Regions from separate parts of the Homo sapiens genome. Here region 2 is linked to region 1. Evidence: read pairs that join two places in POLR2A ChIA-PET (ENCODE). Cell type or tissue: PC-3. All regions are shown on one strand. Links, peaks and the distances in the headings refer to the core of each region. The heading gives the core; the rest is flanking DNA.

Evidence for each region. Peaks named below come from ENCODE experiments on the same cell type or tissue, not always from the same donor. Only the 100,000 strongest peaks of a DNase experiment are listed, where the experiment ranks them.
Region 2: POLR2A ChIA-PET joins it to region 1 with 17 read pairs; 1 of 35 experiments calls an interaction of 5 or more read pairs at or near these places.

The regions. Positions count from the first base shown.
Region 1 is chr11:122,176,819-122,184,844 of GRCh38, forward strand. MIR100HG (mir-100-let-7a-2-mir-125b-1 cluster host gene) reads right to left here. Exons shown (of 5, transcript NR_137179.1): 3 at 3,518-3,580. Among named protein-coding and RNA genes, the nearest start is that of MIR100, 29 kb to the left of the region's middle. RefSeq lists an enhancer at 3,309-4,508. In PC-3, for the core only: no CTCF peak of the experiment used is centred there; a DNase peak (open chromatin) is centred at 3,853; H3K4me3 peaks cover 2,461 bases; H3K27ac peaks cover 4,000 bases.
Region 2 is chr11:123,464,088-123,472,113 of GRCh38, forward strand. All of the region lies in intron 1 of GRAMD1B (GRAM domain containing 1B), which reads left to right. Among named protein-coding and RNA genes, the nearest start is that of GRAMD1B, 38 kb to the left of the region's middle. In PC-3, for the core only: no CTCF peak of the experiment used is centred there; no DNase peak of the experiment used is centred there; H3K27ac peaks cover 3,404 bases.

The DNA of each region.
Region 1 (8,026 bases), core at 2,285-6,284:
TTGTTGCAGTTTATGTCTCTTCTCACAAGTTTCAGCTTGCTCTCATCACCAGCTAAATTAACCATAAAGCAAAACCTTGACTCACATTACTGAAGCCTCAGAGAAATTGGTAGAAGCCCGGAGTGATGCATCACTATATCAAATAAAGCACTTTGGATCAATGAGAAGATTCCCTTGTCTTGAAACCTTGGAATGAATGTACAGGTGTGCTAGATGACAGCAAAGAAAATGCCATTTGAAAGCATTGGAAGGAAGGAGAGTTGTCTAAGAAGTGGTGGGATAGGGACAACACTGGATGGTGGGAAGCATCTAGGAAGGAGGGTATTTCCGAAACTAAAAAAGGGCCAAGGCCAAGAAAATCACCTACAGTTCTATTCAGTGAAATGTGGGGAAATTAAATTAGGGTTAACAAATATCTGAGAAGGTCTGCATCTGTGACCTTGGGCAAATAGTTTCCTTCTCTGGGTTTCCATCTGTAAAATGCAGGAACAGAATGGAGGCTTCTTCCAGCACTAGCATGCCAGGATGGAAGGTAGAAGAAAAGGCCTTTGAAGCCAACATAATTACTCCTCTGTCCAGAGAAATATAAACAACAATAACTCCAACAGCCTTCAGCTCTGCTTTTGAATGAGTTCTTTGCTTCTGCCTGAGAGGTAAAGTAGTTCATTCCTTGGGGAAAAGTTGAATGTGGAATGCTAGGCCATGCCCTTCTCACTTTGGTTTCATTATGTTATTTCGAATTATTAATACAAAGAACATTCAATGTAAGTTAACAAGGCTTTACTGAGTACCATGTATCCAGGCCTGCAGTTGGTCCTCTAGGGTAGATGAAGAAAGAGTGTGGGACAAGTTCAGGGTCTTCAATTCCCTTAATCTCCCTTAACAGAGGTTTGCATGTCCCATTTCAAAAGCCAAGCACAAAATCAGCAAAAATGAGGCTAATTGTTTAAATACATCTTACTTCTCTGTATTTACATAAGCAATTGAATTGAATGAAATTTGCTAATTTTGATGCTCTTACTAATACATACTGCATATGTGTTTCGTATCTTTGTTGTGTATGTCTATGAGAAGCCTCACTTTGGCATTTATAGGGTGTGCATTGGCTTGATTCTAGTCAGATGCCTCTGGGTGAAACAGAAATAAAAGTCAATCAACAAACTTTTGACTTTTCAAGCAAACACATGCTTATACATTTTGAAGTTCCACTGAAGTGCAATCTCTGTATGACGTGAAAGCAAACTAAATGAATCATTTTGTGGAAACTACTCTAATTCCTGAGTATGCACATTGGTTAATATTTTTGCATATCTCTGGAACACCAATGCTGCTTCATATTAATTACTGGCAATGTACTATTATTCTTTAATGAGTACTTATTTTTTGATACCAAGTAGATGATCAATTATGACACCTTCCTCAGACTCTTGTCTTCCTTTGAGGTTTTCTAAAACCAATCAATCAATTTGTTGTAAATGGCAATCACATCCAAAATATGCCTTGGGTACAAAACAGAACTTTTCAAGAAGTTAAGATGATCCAAATGAGGTTTTTCCAATGCAAATTATCGTCATGACCACCTGAAAGTACTTTTCTTAAATGTTCTCTATAAATACTCCTGTGTACTTTCAATTACATGTATGTAAACACGTAAGGATGATATAAACCATGATTCCAGTTACATATTTCTAAGCACCAAGAATGAGGCACCAAGAATTAAGGTGCATTATTCTTACTTAAGAACTAATGTACTATAATATACCATATTGCTATGTTTTTCTTCCAATACCCCAAAGCACTATTTTTGGAACTTGGGTGTTCAGAATTGAGCTGATTATTATATTCTTCGGTTCATGAAATGTCAAAGCACTTTTATTCTGCTGCCCGTATGGTGAACACAGTAAGAAAAGAGAGGCAGGTATTTAGGGTGACCAACTATCCTAGTTTTCCCCAGGACTGAGAGGCTTTTGGGACATAGCACTTGCCATGGGAGTGGCCAAGGCAAATAAGGGACAAGTTGGCCATCCTGCAGGTATTATCATTCCCGTTTATAATTGGAGAAACAAACGTACAGAGAAGCAGAATGTGTTGCCCAGCTTACCCAGGAAGTGAGAAGCAGATGTGGGACTGAGTCCTATGTGTTCTAACGACAGCCAGTTCACAACTACACAGATCAGTACTACTTCTTCTGCACCTTACTTTCTCCTTGAACTTTAAGAAAACCCACGTTGTCTTTGCCTTTTTGTGTGCTACCCTTCCAAAAGTGCTAGGTTGAATACCATGGGCAGTACTGAATGGGGCCCTTTGTCTATGCTGCAAATTACTCAGGAGAAACAACATTGCCACTTTGTGTTTTAGAGAGAGGAATGAGACGTTATAATTATCACAGCGCTCTAAAGCAGAGGAAGCACTAGTACAAGTTCTGTCTACCCACCAATTATCTGTTAAGACCACTAAGATATCTGGTCTTGACTGGGCCAGATGTATAATTTCATGAAACAAATCAACCTAAATGAACCTCAGGAAAAATGGCCAGGTAACCACCTTTTGAACCACTATACGCTGACAGCTAACATTTACTGAAGGCTTACAGTGTGCTGGGCGCTGTGCTTAGAGCTTTATAGGGATTAATTCAATTAAGGCTCACAACAATAATTCCATGAATTTGCAATTATTGTTCCCATTTCACATGTAAGAAAAAGGAGGCTGAGAGAGGTTAAGTAATTCACCAAAGCCCACACAGCTGATACAGGTTGGAACTTGGATTTAACCCCAAGCAGTCTGACTCCAAAACAAGTGCTTTTAGCCACCCAGTACATCACTTTTAATAAAAACAACCAAACAATGTTTAATCTGTCCAAACAGTGTTCTGACTTCCAATCACTGAGGCAGTTTATTAGGGTAGATCCAAAACTAGCTAGACTGCAAATTACTGTGAAGCAAAGCAGGTATGTCTGTCTACCTGTTTAGGTCAAAAGGTATGAGGCTTTCTGGTCATAGGCATTAAAGGATCTGAAGGGAGAAATTTTAATCTGTTGATTAATTTAGGAGATTAACTGCCCTGCCAAGCTGCTGTCATGTCTTCAGTACCTCTATTTCCTTCTCTGAAAAATGTAAATAATACATCCTGAGCTTCTATAAGAAATGACGGTGTAAAACAACAGAAAGCACTAAGCAAACTGTAAAGTGCTTTAAAACAATTATTTCATATGTTAAGCAGCTTACAAAATAGCAATTTCTTCAAATGCCCTTGCAAAGCAAATGAGACACAGCTGCTAAAATGCTCTGCAAAGAGGCGGAAATCCAGCTCTTTAAAATGTCCAAGGGGAAAACGCACACTGTAAAATTACTCCAAAGATGAATTTTACAAGAAGGATGGAAGTGTCATCAAGTTTTTCCATGGTTAATTCTAAAAGAGTGCCAGCATCGAAAAGATAAAAAAAGGCAGTTCTTCAACAGAAACCTGGGAAAATATTCTTCAATGACGTTGCATAATAGAAATAGGAATTAAACTTACCTGAGGAGCAGAAGCGAGGAAGCCAAGTTTATGAGTTCTTCTCAATTTTGTCCAAAGACAAGTCTGTTGGGAATAAAAAATATTAAGAGAACTTAAAAAAGGAAAAAGGAAAAGGGAAAAAAAAAGGAAAGTCAAGAAGGATGAGCTGTCGTGGAATGCTGTGAAGTTTGAGAGTGACTCAGCACTAGCTAAGGGGCAGCAACAATTAAATGAGTTTGTTGAAAGAACCCTAATAAAACTCAGCATTCCCTGTAATCTCAGAACAAGGTTGCACCACTAAAGAAAATGTTAAACTGTGCATTAGGGGGGCTGTGGTTTCATGAAGTTGGTTGGGGGTGGGGGAACTCAGGGCTGAGTCACTGGCTCCTTGGAGGCAGCACCATTGGGTCTCTGCCCTCTTGCCTGTTTCTCTCCCTCTCTCCAGGGAGTTCAGTTCCTCTACAATTAGCCAAAAGAAGCAAGTGAGCTGGCCATTGAACGATGACAAATTGTGATTCACTTGTAGCATAAATTATAAAATACATACACTGTATAAATAAGTCCTGAGATGGAGAGGGGAAAAGAACTTCTGCCACATCTGGGCCCACGAGAATCATGAGTGCAGGTGCCTGTTTCTAGATGGAAGAGCAACTAGGTTATCCAAAATGGATGCTGAGCAGATTTTTAAAATTCTCTGGGAAAAAGAAGATCACAATTCCTCCTAGTAACTAATTTATATCTTTAGTTACTCTTTCTAGCCATTAAGCCCCATGCTAAAACTACCCTAAATCTCTCCTGTTCTAAACTGGCCTTGGTGGTTGCGGGTGGGCAAATTGTTTTTTCATTATTGAAAAATATAAATCCTTCATATATTTGCACAGAGTTATTCTTATACTAAGCTCAGAATGGAAACCAGGCAGTTCTCCTCTCCCTTCCAGAATGAGAATTCTCCACCTCTCCATCCAAGTTACAGAAAGAAAGAAACATTTTGAGGCTCTGGCATCATGTTTTCCTGTTTTCATGGGGTCAGCTATAGACTCAGTGAAGAGTTTACATGTTCACGTCTTTAAAAAAACACTCAAAGGGTTAAAAACTGGAGGTTTGACATTTCCATAATAAGTGTTCTAAATGCTTGTATTGATATATATTTTGTTCTAGAATAAACTCAGGTACAAAATATAATATTTGTAAGTTGTTCTGCCAGCCAAACTGTTCTCCTTCATTTATAAATGAAGTTGCTAAGTGTTCAACAACTGATTGCCATAAATGAATGGGGTATGACATCCTTCCAAGTCTCCAAAGAGTTGCTACAACTTGGTTTTCCCCTTGGGAGAAAAAAAAAGTTATTGTTCTAATTGATTTTTTCTGTTCTGAATAGAAAAAAATAAATTAGATCCTTCCTTCCTTCCTTCCTCCCTCCCTCCTTCTTTCCTTCTTTCTTTCTTTTCTTTCTTTCTTTCTCTTTCTTTTTTCTTTTCTTTTTTTTCTTTCTGTTTTCCTATTTCTGCATTCCTACAGGAAGAGAGAAGGAATATTGTGCTTTTCATCAACCACAGCAAGAGTCATTTGAGTTTGAAACACAGCTAGTTTTTAAGGAAACTATACCATGGTCTTCTGGAATGGGAAAAGCTTTTTCTTTCAAGGGACAAAAGGTGAGATTTTCTTTTTGTCTTCAGCCTTTACCAGTACAAAAGAGTGAACCATCTCTACATACATGTTCAGAGGCAAATCCGATGACTAATTGCAGAGTAAGCAAATTTCTTGATTCTGATCAAACCAGCAACATGCATTTGAATTTAGGTTGGATTTAGATGAGCAAGTCAATAACTTAGAATAGTGAAGACTGAGGACTTAGGAATCAAATCCCATGGTGACCTTGGTAAGGATTTTGCTCTTTTATGGACAGCTTAGTAGATAAGGTCAGTCTTTTAATTTACTTAACAAATTGCAGACAGCTCTCCCATTGTAGCATTTAATCATTTCCTCCCAACTCAATTTCCTCATTCATACAATTGGGTTAATACAACTTACTCTGCAGGGCTATCATAAGGACTAAATACAATGTGTATCTAACATGCTTACTACAGTACCTGGCACATAAAAGCTGGACGAATTGTTTCTTTCAATTCATTCTTTAAATTCATGCTTGATAAACTGATGCTGGCTATAGTAATCTTCTGTCACCCCCCACCCACAACACACACATACAAACCACACACACACACAGCAGCTAACTAAGAACAGCGCCCTAATTTTGTCAATTTTATGGAATTTTTCTTAAGGAATCCCATCACCATCTTATACCTACTACAGTAATGTATTAGTCACTTACCATGGGCCATGCATTGCCCTAAGTTACTTTACATGGACAATATCACTTCATTTCCCCTACAACCCTATGAGCTCAATACTATGGTTATTCCCCTTTTGCTTCAAATTCACTTGATCACTAATATGAAAGAATCTTAAAAAGTATTTTTAAAACATCTATCTTATACGTTTTATTATTACAATGGACTGAATATAAGTGCCCCTCCAATATTTATATCTTGAAATCCTAACCCCCAATGTGACGGTATTAGGAGGTGGGGCTTTTGGGGAAAAATTAGGTTATGAGGGTGGAGCCCTCATGAATGGCATTAGTGTCCTTATAAAAGGGACTGCAGAGAGTTCTCTTTCCACCATGTGAGGATACAACAAAAAGTTGGCAGTGTATAACTCAGGAGAGGAACCTGCACAACCAGGCGGGTACTCTGATATTGAACCTACAGACTCCAGAAATGTCAGAAATAAGTTCCTGTTGTTTATAAGCCACCCAGTTTATACTATTTTGTTATAGCAGCCCAAACTAAGATCATTACAATTGCAAAACATTTATGAAATAGCTTACTGAGTTGTGTTTTGTAAATTTTGTTCAAGCAAAGCACTAAAATATAGTTTTTAACCTCCAAAAAGTGACTTTTTTTTATACCAGAGAAGAAACAGAATTTAGATTAAAGGGTCCACTATGTCTTTTTAAAAAATCATATAGGTGCTTCCTATCTCTGATTTAAGTTTATGTACTTATTATAAATAAGAATAGTGGAAGCTCCTGTTTATATCTGTTTAAGATTTGCAGCCAATATCTACAAAGTACCAAATTGACAACACTGATAAGATGATGGGGGCCAATCATCTTGTTGAAATGAAGAGAAAGAGATGGCTAAAGATTTTTCATAGAAATTACTCCACCCACATACAACATCTAAAAAAGTTACATTTATGCACATTTAATTGGCAAATAGAAAAATTTATATATAAATATCCCTATTTTTGAATAAATCTGAAGGTTAATGAAGCAATGAAGAATGCCTGTGCTTAATACAGAGACATTCACCAGGAAAAGAAGTGTCCCTAGTTGAAAAGATATTAGATCCCTATTCTAAAATCTCAATTGCTTCATGCAGAAAAACTCCTAAAATAGAACATTTATGGCATACTTTTTGTATTATGTTTGGCTGTGTTTTATTTTTTGAATAAATACTTATAGAGGCATATACCTGGGCTTCATTTTCTTTTGAACAATTTTTGAGATTGTGTGAGATAATGTTTCCTACTTCATGGAGAAACTAGGTGATAAAAAGGAATTTTACAGAGGGCCTTACTGCTATATCTACTTCATCCCCAAGCAGCATTACTACCCTAAATATGCCTGTTACTATGGATGGAAATAATCTATATTCTCTTTGAAGCCAAATCTTCCACTTGGACATTAGATACTATCACTGTTTTCTGACTCAACAAAATTGCTTAAGGAATTCTTGCTATCTTTCCTAAAACATGAATCTCTCTCTCTCTACTGGACCATTTCCATCAGCACATAACCATATTGTAATTTCTCCTAATCAAAAACAGCAGCAATAACAAACCCCTTAGGTTGACCTCACTTTCCCCAGGTGTTTTCATCCAATTTCTTTACTTCCCTTTGCAGGAACCTCAAGAGTTGGATTTCCTCACTGTTTCAAGTTCCTCTCCTACCATTCCCCATTAAGCTACTTAAACCAGGCTTTAACTGTCACAACTCTACCAAATTATGTTCTTGTTCAGGTCACCAGTGTTGCTCAGTTGGAAAATTCAATGAGTGACTTTCAGTATTCATCATACTGGATCTATCAGCAATATTTGTCACTACTTTTGACTCCCCTCTACTTGATGCACTTCATTCTCTTGGTTTTTAGGACACCACAACCTCCTAGTTTTTCTTCTGCCTTGATAGTCACACCTCAGTCTCCACTTATAATTCTGAGGACCCCCAGAGCTGAGTCCCAGTCTTCTCTACTTTATTTATACACACTCACTTGATAATATCACTCAGCCTCACAGTTTGTAATCCCAACATGTTGGTGACTCCTAGGTCTCCATCTTTGGCTGGGGGAAGTTGACATTCTGGTTAGCTCCAAATATGCATGATCAACAACCAACTTGACATCTATAATTTGGTGTCTAATAGTCATTTCAATACCAGTATGTCCAAAACCTAAAACCCAATAT
Region 2 (8,026 bases), core at 2,419-6,418, 1.3 Mb after region 1:
AGCCGAGGAGCTCAAGACCAGCCTGGGCAACAAAGGGAGACCCCATTTCTAAAAAAAAAAAAAAAATTTAGCTGGGTGTGGTGGTGCACACCTGTGGTCCCAGCTACTCGGCAGGCTGGGGTGGAAGGATTGCTTGAGCCTGGGAGTTGAAGACTGCAGTGAGCCATGTTCATGCCACTGCACCCCAGCCTGGGAGACAGAGCTAGCAAGACTTGGCCTCTAAAATAGTAATAATGATAATAATAATAATAACATCTAGGCACATTAGCATGCTGGGGCCAGCTGGCATCCACTTGTAGACGCCGATTGTGCATATCATTTCCCAATGCCAATTTCACCGATAGCAGAAATCAATCATGGTGGGAGTATACATGGCAGAAATTGGCAAATAATATAAATCAGCCCCCTCCACCAATCTAGTTGTTAAACATTTGTCAGCACAGATAAAGGACCGTTTCAATAGAGTGGGATGTCAGTAGTTTTCAAACCTGAGATGCCTGTTAAAACTCCTTCAGGCTCCAACCCAGGCCCCCTGAATCAGAATCCAGGATCAATGAGGGAATGGGAACCTTTTTCTTTTCTTAAAAAGTTTCCAGGTGATTCTTATGCAGCCAAGGTGGTACTGATATTTGGACTAGAGCAAGGATAATAGGAATAGAGAGGAGAGGATGGATATAAAAGATGTTTCAAAGGTGGGAGCTAATATAACTCAGTGATAGATCGAAGGTAGGGAGTGGAGGAGAGAGAACTGCTGGAACTATTTCTGTGTTTCCTTGTTTGTACAGCTAAGTGGAGGGATGGTGATGCAGGTGACTGAGCTAAGGAAGGCAGATGGAAGTTGTTGGGGAGAAGTGAGGGTGTGGGAGGCGGGAAGGGGTAGTTTTGGACAGGCTGTGCGATGAGCCTAGGGAGGTAGGGTTTTGGTGACATCCTGTAAACAGCTGGATATGGGGGACCGGAGCTTGGTGGAACACTAGGAGTTTTAGATACAGGTTTGGGAGTGAACATGTGGCTTTTTGTCCGAGCCATGGATATGGATGGCATTGCTGGAGGAGAATGTGTCATGTGAGAAGAGAAAGAGACTCTGGATGGAACTCTAGGGGCAACTTTTCAGAGGTTGGTAGGGGAAGAGAAGCCAAGTAGAGATCAAGCAAAGAGCGGTATGTATGTTGAAAGCCCAAGTCGATGGCTCCTTAGAGAGAGGAGTTCCTTTAGGTGTTTTCGCATTTCCAGAAGCCTAACAGAAACCACACGTACATTTTTCTGTAACAAGACAACCTAAAACATTCCTTTGTTTGGCTTGAATTCTATCAATCCAGTGTGGTAAGACATGTCCTTGGAGGCTGACCTGAAGCTCTGAATGGTAGTTGTGTGTCTTTCATTAGAAACACACTTGGGGCGTGGTGTGGTGGCTCATGCCTGTAATCCCAGCACTTTGGGAGGCAGAGGCAGGCGGATCACCTGAGGTCAGGAGTTTGAGACCAGCCTGGCCAACATGGTGAAACCCCATCTCTACTAAAAAAAATACAAAATTAGCCGGGTGTGGTGGTGCATACCTGTAATCCCAGCTACTAGGGAGACTGAGGCAGGAGAATCACTTGAACCCGGGAGGCGGAGGTTGCAGTAAGCTGAGATCACACCACTGTACTCCAGCCTGGGCAACAAGAGTGAAACTCCATCTCGAAAGAAAAAAAAAAAAAAGAAACACACTTAGGAATATTGTTTGAGGGTTCTTGGTGGAGAGGAAGTTGGGACATTGTAGGAAACAGAAGTGAAAGCTCTCTGTGTGTACTGGCCTGACTCTGTGAGAGGAAATGGATGGAGAAAATACTCGAACTCCTCATTAAACTGGAGCAGTTTAGTTAAAGGGCTCAAGATCATACTGATTGTTGAAAATAAAGATTTGGGCTGGGCATGGTGGCTCACGCCTGTGATCCCAGCACTTTGTGGGGCCTACGCGGGCGGATCACTTGAGGTCAGGAGTTCAAGACCAGCCTGGCCAACATGGTGAAACCCCATTTCTGCTAAAAATACAAAAATTAGCTGGGAGTGGTGGTGGACGCCTGTTATATCAGCTACTTGGGAGGCTGAGGCAGGAGAATGGCTTTAACCTGGGAGGTGGAGGTTGCAGTGAGCCAGGATTACAGCACTGCACTCCAGCGTGGGTGACAGAGTGAGACTCTGTCAAGGAAGGAAGGAAGGAAAAGAAAGAAAGAGAGAGAGAGAAAGAGAAAGAAAGAAAGAAAGAAGGAAGGAAGGAAGGAAAGAAGGAAGGAAGGAAAAAGAAAGAGAGAGAGAAAGAAAGAAAAAGAAAGAAAGGAAGAAAGAAAGAGAAAAAGAAAGAAAGGAAGAAAGAAAGAAAGAGAAAGAAAGAAAGAAAGAAAAGAAAGAAAGAAAGAAAAAGAAAGAAAGAAAAAGATTGACTGACTGATTTGGGCATAAAATGGATTCTGGCTTGCCCTGGGCTTAAGAACTTTCTGCAGCTTTTCAGCACTGACTTCTTTCTCCAACATGGATACTCTGCATTGGGAAGCAAGAGATTTTCCACAGGCAGGAAGGGGACCCAGGGAGTAGGGGTGGGGGAAAGTGAGGGGATGGTGCGTGTGTGGAGAGTGGAGGGAGGCTGGCCTTGAGGCTGGTCCAGGGTTTTGACCAATTCTTACAAACTTCAAGTTCTGGGAAGCAACTTGGTTGACCACATTACCTTCTGAGTAAAGGTTTAGTAAGGGATCTGGTTAATTTGTATTTATTCTCTTGAGAGAGCTGAAGATTTCACTGTGAAGTTAAGTAGTGATTGAGGCCAAGGAAGCTAGTAGGATGTGGGAAACTAGAAAAAGGTGGTGTGCTCCTTTACCTAAGAGCAAGTGAAGAGAGTTAAAGCTGACAGTTTCTCCTTGCCCCTTTTCTCAGAACCCATTTGAGGAATATAATGGGGTAAGTATAATTATTTTAATTATGTGTGGTGATAGGCCTAGAATTTTATTGTAGGTGAGGGATCATTTACCCTTTGTGAAAAAGGATAAAGAATATTTATTTATTTTTCCTAGCCAGAGCTTCATGATCTGTATTCACGAGAGCTAAGGATTGGCATGAAAAGTTAAAGCTTATAGATAGGCTGGGTGTGGTGGCTTTCGCCTGTAATCCCAGCACTTTGGGAGGCCGAGGTGGGAGGATTGCTTGCACCTAGGAGTTTAAGATCAGCCTGGGCAACATAGGGAGACCCTGTCTCAATTTTTTAAAAAATTAATACTCATAGATAATTCAGAAAGAAACAAACAAAAACGTTGTAGCCTTGGTTTTCAACACCTTTTTTTTTTTTTTTTTTTTTTACTGACTTTCACTGGTTGTGCCTAAATGGAGAGCCATATTCTTTCCTGCCCACCTTCTCATGGAGGCGCTGTCAGGCTTGAGATGCAGCTTCCTCATGTTGGATAACTGAGAATTGGACCACAACTTTGACACGGGGGCAGGAAAGAGGAGCCCTGGCATTAGGAAGATTCTGGCGGGTTTTGTTACAGTGGCTTCTTTATGGGGAAGGTCCACATATGTCTAATTCAAGTCGGCATCGCCAGATGTCTGGAACCAATGCCTAAAACATAGTTGGTGGAAACATGGATGGATGAATGACATATCAGGAGTGGTGGGTTCCCTGAGGTCACGGGCCATGCCTTACACATCCAGCACGGCCTAGCAGGGTCCTTCCTTCCTTCCTTCTTTTTCTTTCTTTTCTTTTCCCTCCCTCCCTCCCTCCCTCCCTTCCTTCCTTCCTTCCTTTCTTTCTTTCCTTTTTTGTTTTTGATGGAGTCTCGTTCTGTCGCCAAGCTGGAGTGAAGTGGCGCAGTCTGAGTTCACTGCAACCTCTGCCTCCCGGGTTCAGGCGATTCTCCTGCCTCAGCCTCCCGAGTAGCTGGGATTACAGGCATGCCCACCACACTCAGCTATTTTTTTGTATTTTTAGTAGAGACAGGGTTTCACCACGTTGGCCAGGATGGTCTTAATCTCTTGACCTCGTGATCCACCCGCCTTGGCCTCCCAAAGTGCTGGGATTACAGGTGTGAGTCACCGCACCCAGCCTCAGGGTACTTTCAACATAGATGTTCAAAAAGTATGCACAAGGAAGGAAGGTGCAATCTGTGCTGATTTGAGAGTACTCAGCAAGGCGTCTTTCTGGGCAGACCAGTGAGTACTCAGTGGAAGTGGAGACTTTTACAAATACATCAAGGGAGGATAGGGCTAGATATTTGCACATTCATCAGATATGTATTATACACCTAATATGTGCTAGGCACTGTGGGTGGAAAAAAATGACACAATGGGACCATCGCTCTCAAATAATTTATAGTATGGTAGAAGGTTTAGGGAAATGAATCATTAATCGCTGCATCCCAAGGAGTATGATAATTGTTATGATAAAGGTTAGTGCAGGCCAGGTGCGGTAGCTCACGCCTGTAATCCTGGCACTTCGGGAGGCTGAGGCAGGTGGATTCCTTGAGTCCAGGAGTTCAAGACCAGCCTGGGCAAGATGGTGAGACCTTATCTTTACAAAAAATACAAAAATCAGCCCGGTGTGATGGTGGCACAACTGTATAGTCCCAGCTACTCAGGAGGCCGAGGTGGGAGGATTGCTTGAGCCCGGGAGGCAGAGGTTGCAGTGAGCCAAGATCCTGCCACTGCATCCAGCCAGGGTGACAGATTGAGACCCTGTATCAAAAAAAAAAAAAAAAAAAAGTAGTGCAGGGTGATATAGGACCATAATGTGGGTGGTGGTCACCAAGGAAGATTTACTACTTTTGAAGAATAATAGTAGCTATAATATTGTGTGTCTACTCATCTCTCCAAGTATGTGTGGGTGTTTATTTAATTCTCCCAAAACCCCAAGAACATAGATGCTATTGTCACCCCCATTTTATAGAGGTTGGACATCAGCAGCGTAGGTGGAAGAGTCGACTTGAACTCAGGCAGTCCAAAGCTGGGACAAAGAAGGGTGAGAGAAAAGGCTCTACCAGGCCAGTAGAAAGGCAAATTAAAAGGCAGAGGCAAGTAGAAGGGCTGGAGTGGAGAGCGGAGGTGACGTGAGGGAGCTGGGTAGAGAGGCAATAGCCAGGTTATGAGGCTGTTACTGCTCAGATAAGGAGTTGGAACTTGCTCGGAAATCATGGGAAGGCTAAAGGATTTTAAGCCAGGAAGAGACATGATTAAATCTGTGTTTCTGTAAGACCATTGTTTCAGTGTCAGGATAGACTGGAGTGGGGCCAGAGTGGCAATGGGGAGGGCAGTGAAGAGCCTATTAAAGTAATCTGGGTGAGGAGTGATGAGAGCTTGGTTTCAGACAGAGGCCGTCGGAGTGATGAATGGAAGGCGGATGGATTCGAGAGTCACTAAAGAAGTAAGGTCTGTAGGACTTGGTGTCAAACTGATGTGGGGTTGCATTTCTAGTTCATATGAATCTTTACTTGTGGAGTATAAGGAGAGGAGAAAAAGATGGTGAATTCAGTGGTGGGAATGCTCAGTTTGAGACTCCTGTTGGACATTTAAGAGAGCTCTGTACCTCTGCAACTATACGATACTAAAAATAAGTATTATTTTTAATTTTTTTCTTGTCCTTTCCCTTTCTCTTTCTTTTCTTTCTTTCTTTCTTTTTTTCTTTCTTTCTCTTTCTTTCTTTCTTTCCTTCTTTCTTTCTCTTTCTTTCCTTCCTTCCTTCCTTCCTTCCTTCCTTCCTTCCTCTCTTTTTCTTCTTCCACCTGATGGCACAAGAAAAAAATAAACATTATTAACAGTTGTTGGGGATGTATTTATTTACTTGCCAAGCCTTCTGCTAAGTGCTGCATTTTTGTTGTTGTTGTTTAAATGACTTTATATTGAAATGTTACAACTCTGATGTAAATATGTATGGCATAGGAGGACAAAAAGGGAATGCGAGAAAATAACAAAGTATGGGGAAATAGAGTCATCTCTCTAATGACATAGATAAGGACACCCTAGATGAGCTTACTATGGTTCACACTGACTTTACTGGGTTCCACAAAGACCAGTCTACAGACCAGAGGTTCTCCATGATCAAGTCATATTCAGGACTCCTGCCCACATGCAAGAGTGAAATCAATTCCTCAAGGGCTTGCACACCCACACCACAGAAGACACTTAAAATATTATCTCCATATTATCTCCAACTCATCACACAAAACCATACAAAAGCTAACCATTTCTTATTTAGAAGACAGTTACTACTTACAAAACTGCCGAGAGCAGCTCATATTTTTTTTCTTTTATTTATTTTAAAAATAGAGTTTCACCATGATGTCCAGGCTGGACTTAAACACCAAGGCTCAAGTGATAACCCCACCTTGGCCTCCCAAAATACTAGGATTACAGGCATGAGCAACCATGCCCAGCCAACTCACATTTTTCTTTCTTTCTTTCTTTTTTTTTTTTTTTTTTTTTGAGGCGGGGTCTCACTCTGTCACCCAGGCTGGAGTGCAGTGGCACGATCTCGGCTTACTGCAACCTCCACCTTTCGGATTCAAGCAATTCTCCTGCCTCAGCCTCCCAAGTAAGAGAACACAAGAGCTTGGAACACAAAAAGTAAACTAGGAAGGGCTACCACGTTAAGTGCTGGATATTAATTAACTTGCTTAATCCTCACAACAGGTCTGTAAAGTTGCTTACATTTTGACAGATAAAAGGATGGGAATGTAGAGAGAGGTTAAGAAATTTGCTCTGAGTTGCTAAGAAAACAAGTGGCCAAGCTAGAACTCAAATCCTGGGTTTGATCCATACCAGTGCTGTCCAATAAAGTTTTCTGCAGTGATGAAAATGCTCTCTATCTGTACTGTCCACAATGAAGCCACGAGCCACATATGGATGTTGAGTACTTGAAATACTGGTGTGACTAAGGAACTGCATTTTTAATTAATTTAAATTTATGTAGCCGCATGTGACGAGTGACCACATCGTTCAGTTCTGTGCTCTGCTATCTTTGGGAGTTATCAGCATATTCATAATAATTGAAGCCTTGAGTGTGATAAGATCTCACAAAGAGATGAATTGCAGTAGATTTTAACCTCATATGGGCCCAGGCATATTTGAGAATCTGATGAAGGCTGTAAACTTCTCTCAGGAACATATAGTATTATTGCACATTATATTGATAACAATTTCAGAGGTCCACAAAACTTAGGTTTCCCTGATATAAAACAGGAAGAAGCAGGAACCCAATAGAATGTAAACTCCTTAAGAGCAGAGACCTCATCTGTGTTGTTTACTGCTCTATACCCAGTATCTAGATTCTAGAACAATGCTTAGTACATAGTTGATGCTTGGTAATTTTAAATGAGTGTCTGAATGAGTCCCGGGAAACATTTTAGGACCAAATAGAAGAAGAGCCCAAGAAACTTCCCCAGAAAAAGAAGTGAAAGTAGGACAAAACGCAAGAAACAGGGGAGAGTAATGCCAGAGAATGCAAGAAATATGCGTTTCAAGAAGGAGAATAGTCATCAATGTCAGACCTGCCTGGCTGGTCAAAGATTAAGATTTAACTATTGTCGTTGGTCTTGGTGTAACAGAGGTCCCTGCTGATAAAACCAAGGAGAGGTAGGCTTGGGGTGCACATTGCAATAGATTAATTCATAAAGCAGTGGTGAAGAAGTAGGGGCATTGAGTATAACATCCAGTGAACCTCAAATCCTGGTTGCCCCCCAGAATCATTTTTAAGCTTTTTAAAAATACGTATACCTGGACAGGTTCATACTCCGACTTCATACATTTGGAGAGGGGCCAAGGAATCTGCATAGTAAAGCTCCTGAATTTATTATAATATTGTTTTAATGGAAGTTCAGCAATTACAAAGTAGTATGTATGTTCTTGCAATAAAATGGCCATCAAGAGAGGAAAACTAACGCTGGGTGTGGTGGCTCATGCCTATAATCCCAGCACTTTGGGAGGCCAATCCAGGTGGATCATTTGAGGCCAGGAGTTCAAGACAAGCCTGGCCAACATAGCCAGGCATGGTGGTGCGGGCCTGTCA